2 separate regions of the Homo sapiens genome follow, and region 1 is linked to region 2. A link is a contact called in ENCODE Hi-C or POLR2A ChIA-PET data. All regions are on one chromosome and are shown on one strand. The core of a region is the stretch at or near the end of the contact, and the rest is flanking DNA. Distances in the headings are between cores, read along the strand shown. Region 1 overlaps LINC01619 (long intergenic non-protein coding RNA 1619). Region 2 has its middle 99 kb from the start of BTG1-DT.

What was found. A loop is a pair of places that touch in the nucleus more often than their neighbours do. ChIA-PET counts read pairs that join two places held with the same protein, here RNA polymerase II (POLR2A). Pooled maps may share reads with other maps.
Region 1: a loop to region 2 is called in a map of heart right ventricle, with 2.9 times the contacts of the local background. The contact joins two enhancer-like sites. A Hi-C loop is called at or near these places in 5 of 168 maps with a recorded cell type or tissue (HCT116, Right ventricle myocardium inferior, breast epithelium and 2 more) and 5 of 50 pooled maps. POLR2A ChIA-PET finds 5 or more read pairs at or near these places in 1 of 52 experiments (MCF 10A).

The regions. Positions count from the first base shown.
Region 1 is chr12:92,032,243-92,036,722 of GRCh38, reverse strand. The region is part of intron 1 of LINC01619 (long intergenic non-protein coding RNA 1619); the gene reads left to right. Among named protein-coding and RNA genes, the nearest start is that of LINC01619, 110 kb to the left of the region's middle. RefSeq lists enhancers at 1,423-1,732, 1,456-1,750. Within about 2 kb of position 1,707, at least 27 of the 41 ENCODE cell types and tissues checked have a DNase peak (open chromatin) inside an H3K27ac peak, as active enhancers do; they include heart right ventricle, where a contact is called at or near this core.
Region 2 is chr12:92,242,649-92,246,795 of GRCh38, reverse strand. No RefSeq gene overlaps it. Among named protein-coding and RNA genes, the nearest start is that of BTG1-DT, 99 kb to the right of the region's middle. Within about 2 kb of position 2,600, at least 5 of the 41 ENCODE cell types and tissues checked have a DNase peak (open chromatin) inside an H3K27ac peak, as active enhancers do; they include heart right ventricle, where a contact is called at or near this core.

The DNA.
Region 1 (4,480 bases), core at 458-2,957, 210 kb after region 2:
ATGAATTTTTTCAGATATAGAGGATGCCATTTTTCTGACTGGGAATGTAAAATGTATGTAATAGAACTTAAGTGACCTGTAATTCAGCTTCACAAGAGAAGTTTACATTGGTTTCCGTGATGGGACTGGGACAATGTCTTTGTAGTTGTTAGTATTTTGGTCAGTATTTTTAAATAACTGGGTTTTTCTTTTCTCTGTTTCTTGCCGGTTAGCAAACCTATTTCTTTGGCCAGGCCTTGCCACTGCTGCACTGTTTCATTTTTTCTAACAGAACCTTGTCCTTATAGGTCAGGCAGGGTGACCATCATCTGCAAGCACTTTGTCCTCTCTGACTTCAAAACAACCAATTTATGATGACACGGACAAGTCAGGAGACTCAGAGCTAAAACGAACAGGATTTTGTAGATCTAATGAAGACTCTGTCAGGCCTCATTTTGATCTGGTTAATGAGGATCTGATTGAATTTGCCATCGTGAGGTCTTCTGGGCCAGTAAACGATTTCCCTTATTTTTCTGCACAGAAACAAGGATGAGGGCGAGTTGTCAGTGTAAGCATTTGTATGTCATAAGTTGTCAGACATCATGCATTTGGTGGATGATTTGCTAGGTCATCTCAGAGAGATCATTTAATCTTCTTGTGTTTTAGTTGTTTACATCTGTGAAAGCATAATTACACATATGGGGCTTCCAAGGAAAGTTTTATTAGTGAAAATATGTAAGGTGTATTAATTTGAGGGGCTTTTGCAAAAGAGCTTTGCATCACTTTTTGCTAGACAAAGTGTCATCTTGAGGCGGTATAGAAATTCGATGGCAAGATAGTCTGAGAAAAAGTGCTTGCCAAGGAAATATCAGATCTGAAGGAAGGGAGGGGTCATTCCTGGTATTCCATGCATTTGGAGGTGACTTCTGACAGGGCTTGTTGGTACAGTATTTTCTCTGAGAGAAAAACTGAAATCATAAGAACACCATTTGGGAGCCCAAATTCAATGTATCCACAATTAAAAAAGACAAATTCTTATATGCTCAGCTTCAGATTATGAATTACCAATAACATCTTGATGGTTTTGTTCTTTTGCTTTGAGGGGACTTTGGTGCTGAAAACACTCAAAACTCTGCTTTTCACAGGCAGCACGTAAACAACAGCAAACCTGGAAGATGTTAGTCCTTCAAGATGTGCAGGTTAGCACACTCTGGTTTCATTGTACTCTCTTATGATCCAGTAGCCTCAGATCCCCCAGACCAGGTATACTTTTATAAATACATACAGAACCAATCAATATTTATTTTTGGGTCACTAAAACTATTCTAGCAAATTCCTTAATAAGGTCTCTAGATGAAAATACATCTGAAACCAAAGAATAGTTTTGCTTTCACAACTTCCAGTTCCGATATTTTAAAACACTGATTTAAACCTTTTCATATGTAACAAGTGAGACTCGGGGGGGAACCCTGTATTTCACCTTGCTGCTTACCCACTCTCTTTCTCCTCCTTCCTCCACCCCCTTGAAACTGCAAGCATGAATTCTGTTGCTTTCATCTGTGTGAATTTCCCGTTGGCAGTGCCCCAACTCTCGGAATCATTCTGTTTCCCCCAAGGGAATCAGCAGATGTTCCTTGTGTGATTGATGTACCGTGTGCTGTTCGGCTTTGCCTGGGCTTGTCCACGTGTCCTCCAAAAATGTAAACAGAGGCGCTGCAACTGTGCCTCAAAGTGGCAGGCAGGGCGGCAAGTCGGTAACAAAACCAAACAAATGCAGGAAATGTTGCTCCTTCCTGCAGTATGTGCAGGAGGGTGGCTCTCTCATGATACAGTTCTAGCTGTAGTATCTGAACAAGGTGGGTTCTATGGTGTAAAAAGTCACTTGTTAAGTGCTGTGACAATTTGTCAATCTGTGTTACTTCACACTGAAAAAATTCCCAGCAATGTCATTTCTGCCAGTATCACGGGAAATAGTTATGTAGTTAAAGTTTTAAAAGCTAAGTTCACTGCATATTGTTTATAATAGTTCAAAAGTGGGATGGAATTAAATGTGTAACAAGAATTTGGTTAAAAAAATCATGATATGTGTCTGTTTATATCTCTTCCAGATATATCTATTTTTACCATTTAAAATGAGGGTGTAAAACAGTGGCCTTAAAAATTTTTGATTGTGGGCACCCTTGGGGAGCTCAATAAAAGCTGTGAACCATCTCCCTAGAAAAATCTCCATATGCTCAACATTTTCATGTAATATAAAGAGATTTAAACAGGAACCTGTCTATCACTCAAAGGTTAAGAACTCCTAGTATTAAGAATTTAGTAGAAATAATATTTAATAATTTAGATATATGGAGTAGTGGAACAAGCAAGTTATAAAAGTATGATTCAGCCAGGTGCAATGGTTCATACCTGTAATCCCAGCACTTTGGTTGGCCAAGGCGAGAGGATCACTTGAGCCCAGGAGTTTGATAACAGCCTGGGCAGACTCTGTCTCTACTAAAAAAAAAGAACTAGGTGTGGTGGCAGCATGCACCTGTAGTCCCACATACTCTGGAGGCTGAAGTGGGAGGATTGCTTGAGCCCAGAAGTTCAAGGCTGCAGGAAGCCACTGCACTCCAGTCTGAGAAACAGAGCCAGCCCCGTGCCTCAAAAAAAATAAATAAATAAAAATAAAAAAAAGACTATGATCACATTTTTGTAAAAATAACCCCACCATATATAGTTAAAAAAAAGGGGTGGGGGCTTTGAAAAGCTGAACATTTAGATGCTAATGATGGCTTCTCTGGGGATGATAAGTTTTCTCTGCAAGTCTTCTTTTCTCTTTCCCTTCCTCCCTCCCTCCTTTCTTCTTCTCTTTCTTCATTCATGTCTCCCTCTCTCCCTTCTTCTCCTTGTTTTCCCTTATTTGTATCTTCTAACTTTTCTACAATTAAACAAAAACTACCTTTATGAAAAGAAATATGTCATGTAAGTTTGTTTTAATTAAACAAAAATGCTGTAATCAGCTTTGGCAAGTATGTTAGAACATCTGGGGACATTTCCAGCACCCCTCTTCATTCACCGCATGGTGAAACACTAGGAAGAAGTCACATTAGAATGAAGGGACACTATTTCTGAGTGAGACATGGTTAGGGCCATATAAAAAGAAAGCAGTTAGATAGATATATTTTCAACATAAAATACAGATAAAACATATTTAAAAGAGTCAAAATGAATCAAAATAAATACGTGCCCAAACCATATGTGGTGACCAAAAAGGGCCAGCTACATGTAAACTTTAGCTTGACATCAAGAACATTTCTATTCTTGGAACGTCCTTTGGTGATACCTATGGCAAGTCAACATCTTAAGGGGTTATGAATCCAATATTCCTATTTCTTTCACCTTAGAAGGGAGAAGTTGTTCCATCTTTGCAGACCTTGTTCTCTCAGTTTGAAGGTGAAGTTTGCATTTCATCTGTTTCTTGGCAACTATCTTTAAGAAAACAAAAGTTAAGTTTTGGACTGCAAGTATATCTGCTTGGCATTCATGCTCTCTTTCTTGAGTAACAGGCCCCCCTTATCTTCTTCGGGTCACTCCCTTCTCCCTTTTTCAATTCTGTGGGTTTAGTGTGGCTGGCATCACCCTCCAGCTCCAGGTTGAGCACACGACTCAAGCTTGGTCAGTTTGAGTTCTCCCTCTCTCTCTTCCTCTCTATCTCTCTGCCACAGTGATTGGTCAGAGATGGAAGGGCATATGATCCAATAAATGAGGTATAGAGAGCGAGCTTTTGATAGGGCCAAGGTTTCTCAGGTGGGAAAATATAAGTGTAGAATTGTTCTGAAAAAAGGCTGCAGAAGAATGAAGGCAAAACAGCAAAACAAAGGCACAAGATGGAAGAAGGTGGGGAAAAAGATTCGGGTGAGCATCAAGACCTGGGGCTTCATTTCAGTGCCCAGGTCCATATGTGCCTGAATCTAACTTGCCGTTGAAGTTTTCAATCATGTGGGGCAACAATTTTCCTTTTATGTTTAGGTCAGTTTGACTGAGATCGGTTTTACTTACAATCAATTGAGTCCTGATTAATATACTGATTTAGTAATAATAATAATACTTACTGAGTATGTCTTAAGTGACAAAACTTGTATACAACCTTTATATGCATTCTCTTATTTAATTATCACAATAGTTCTTTTTAAGAAAGGAAACAGGTTCAGAAAGGTTAATTCACTTTCATAAGATCCCTTGATGAGTAGAAGTAGACCCAGATGAAAACCAGATATGTCTGATTCTAAAATTCTATGCTCAACCAGCTATCAACTAAGCAGTGATACTTGATAGAAGTTAGGCCTGACAGCTCCTGGATTGCACATCTTAAGCCTTCATTTTTAACTGCAGTTTACAAAGGGACTCACTGAGGATGAGAAATGAGTATTTACTAAGCATGGCTATTTTTAGGCATTAAACTTACTTCATTTCCTTGTTAGTGCCTCCTTTCATTATTATTATTTTTTGCTTTCCG
Region 2 (4,147 bases), core at 1,351-3,850:
ACTGGGAAAGCATTTATATTGTGTCAGTCTTTTTAAAGTGCTGCAATACAAATTTGATCTATATCTTATTCATTGTCAAACTAAAATAGTTGCATTTGCATGTTTTAACAATTAACTAAGTTTTAGAATTAAACTTAATATAAGACAAAATCAACTTAATTCCTTGTTTTCCATTTTATTTTACAAGGTAAAGAGTAAATGCATTGAAAAATAGATTTATTATGACATTTTGGTCCATTTTAAAAGCAGACTTACTTAAAATAGAATTCTTGTATCAGTTCTCCTTGGATAATTGAGACCACCTGTTTTTGAAAACACACACACACACACACACACACACACACACGAAGGAGAAAGACAGACTAGGAAAAAGTGCTTGTAACATCCTCTACTGATAAAGGGTTGTCATCTTCTATATAAAAATAACATATACTAATTAATATGTTAAAGATTAATATCAGGTATAAATACTAATGAATACTATAAATTCAGAGGCAATTCTCAGAAAAGGAAATATAAATGATCAATAAAGTAATGAAGAAATTACCAATTTCACTAGTTATCAGGGGAAAGTAAATTAATTCAAGTAGTAAGCTAACAGTTTCACCCATCAACCTGGCAAATATGGCCGGGCACAGTGGCTCACGCCTGTAATCCCAGCACTTTGGGAGGCCGAGGCGAGTGGATCATAAGGTCAGGAGTTCAAGACTAGCCTGGCCAAGATGGTGAAACCCCATCTCTACTAGAAATACAAAAATTAGCCGGGTGTGGTGGCAGGCACCTGTAACCCTAGCTACTCAGCCTGCTCAGCAGGCTGACGCAGGAGAATTGCTTGAACCTGAAAGGTGGAGGTTGCAGTGAGCTGAGATCACACCACTGGACTCCTGCCTGGGTGACAATGTAAGACTCCATCTCAAAAAAAAAAAAAAAAGGGAATATGTATTTACATATATTTGATTCTTAATATATAAAATATGAATATATACTAAATTTAAATATTTATAATTATAATTAAATATTTATATAGTTAATATATAAAATATAAATGTATGTTATATAGTGGCAAATAGATTTAAATATACTATATTTTAAATATATATGTTATATATTTTTAAAATATGTATTAGCCAATTTGATGGGTGGATAATTGTATATATCTCCAGTTTTGGTAGGAGAGTTAGGAAATAGATATTCTTATTGAAATGTAAATTAAATACCTTTTTGTTTCAGTAATTTGTAATCTATATTAAAATCTTAAGTAAACATACTCCTTGACCTAACTATTCCACATCTAGGAATCTATTTTGTACAATACTAGCAAGGATACAGAAAAGCATGCATACAGGATGCTCATTGTAGCATTATGTGTGGTGGCAAATAAAAGCACTTACTAGAAAATATCAATAAATTGTGGTGCATCATACAAAAGAATATCAAGCAGTCATTAAAAAAATAAAATGTAATCTGGAAACAAGTCTAACATATATTAAGTGACAAAAAGCCAAGAGTAAATGAATTTGTTCAATATCACTTCATTCTTGTAGATATATGTTTGATGCGCGGGTGCACACACACACACATTCACACACATCTATTTTGCTTTTTAAATCATGCATTATATTCATCAGTTCTTAACAGTGATGATCTTTAGGAGGTAAGGTGGTTAGAAAGAGGTGATTCTCACCTGGTTTATATATTTTTTTAATGATGGAATCATAAGTGAGCTTTTTTTGTGTTTCTTTCCCAGTATTTGAAATACAAATGAATAAATGACACCAGTAACTAAAAAAGGTCTTGGATCATTTTTGAGGTGGCAGACAATATCCAAGGTGAGCACCATGGCTGAGAATGCGCTTATAGCCACGATGCACAGAAATGCACACCTGAACACACATTCTCTCACATTCAGTTCAAGTCCCTTCACCTGAGACCCAGGGAACCACCAAGGTCTATGCATAGAATCCAAGAGATCTATCAATGTGGATGAAAAAAAAATTACATCTGCATTTTTATTAACCTCTAATTGAAATTTGTCAGTTTCTTTAACTAAGAAGAAAGGCAACAAGCCCCAGAAGTGGCAGCTGTACCTGTGACTTTGTCACCAGCAGAAATCACAGATTTATTTATATCTTATTACAATTGTTACAGACATCTCAAAATATTGTTTATGAACTGCTGTAGTCTGAAAATAACAGTGGTTTTAGGCCCTCCGCTAGAGCTTGTTCTTCAACACAGTGATAAAGAAGCTCTGAAATTTTTAAGTATTTTGATAGCTGTACCTGAGCAGTTGCCTTCTTTTGTCATCCTGTTTTTACAAAATTTTATGCATTTAAACATTATTTAGAAAAGGAATTCATAGGATTCACTAGACCACTCGGAGTGGTTATGGCACAAACATAACAAAGTTAAAAACCATTTATTGGGCTTTGGGAGAAAAACATCGGAATGCAGTAAACATGGTACTAGGTTGTAAATTAAAAGCTTGCAGCTTACTCTTTACATCCTGCCTGAAGATGGCCTTGAAGCCTTTTGAAAGCTTCTGCTCTGTAACAGGCACTTTTCCAGGAGCTGAGAACATAATGTTCAGTGAGGAAACAAGATTCCTGCTCCCATGGAGCTGAAATCTGCAGGAACAGTGGCAGGAGGGGAAACTGAAAATAAACAGGAGAGCAGATAAATAATTACAGCTAGACGTAAGTTCTCTGAAGAAAATAAAAGCTCATGGACAGGCATTTGGATTCTTTTCTAAGAGCATCAGGAAGGCATTGGATGTTTTAAGCAGGGTGGAAAATTGATTATGAGAAGAAAAATAATGGTGATTTGGAATATGGAGATGGAATAATGGAAATAGAGAAAAGTGGAAGAAATGAGTTATATTTGGTGGCTGACCAATGGTTTTCTCATTCCACTTAAGGAATAGGGGATTCATTCTAGAGATTCTAAAACCTATGTCCCCAAATCACTAATATATTCTGTAAATTTGACTACATGATAACTAAACAATTTCCATTAAAACATGAATCAAACTGGTTACTTGACATGATATAGAGATGCAATAGTATGGTTACTTAGAAGCTTAAGATGATAATTACAAGTCCTGTGGGAGATTAAAACCATATTCTGTTTGCAGACACAAAGAAAAATGAAACAAAATCAGCTTCTGTGAAAAGAATATGTTGACAGAGCATGCCATTTCAAGCCACCAGAAAAAAACAGGAATCGTATCATATTCAAAAGATTATGGAAAAATGTCTTGGGACAGAGCAGTGTTTTTCTTTCTTTTTTTCTTTTTTTGAGATAGACCCTCACTCTGTTGCCCAGGCTTGGGTGCAGTGGCGTGATGTAAGCTCACTGCAACCTCCACCTCCCAAGTTCATGCGATTCTCCTGCCTCAGCCTCCCAAGTAGCTGAGAGCACAGGCGTGTGCCACCATGCCTGGCTAATTTTTGTATTTTCAGTAGAGATGGGGTTTCGCCATTTTAGCCAGGCTGGTTTTGAACTTCTGACCTCAGGTGATCCATCTGCCTCAGCCTCCCAAAGTGCTGGGATTACAAGTGTGAGCCACTGCGCCCGGCCTGGAGCAGTGTTTTCAAGAGACGTGCAGGACCACACTTGCAAGATGGAGGCCTGCTAGTCAGTTCTCTGCAATGCCAAGGAGCTTTCATAATGAGGAGCCTCTGAGCTCAGTGACACAGAGTTCTCATCAGCAACAGCTGTGTGATTATTGCTGAAGCCTGGAAGCCTCCACAGCTTTGGCAGAAAGCCTTGTGTAAGAATATTGCTGAAAGTATCCCCAGGGATATGATATGTCACAATTATGTTGCTGCTTTTGTTGTTACTGTTGTCAGTTCTATGGCTACCATTTACTGAGCACCTACTCTGTGACCTGCAGTTTGCTAAGAACTTTATGTATAGTAAGTTATTCAATCCTCAGATAAGCTCACCAGTTAAGTGCTATTGTATGATGAGTTCAGAGAGTTTAAGCATTAAGCCCAGCACTGTCCAATAAAACTCTCTACAATGCTGGAACAGTTCTATATCTGTACTGCCCAATATGGTAACCACTTAGCCACGTAAGTTATTGAGCTCCTGACTTGTAGGAAGAGCAAATGAAGTGAATTTTTATTTACTTTTAGTTTATATAAAT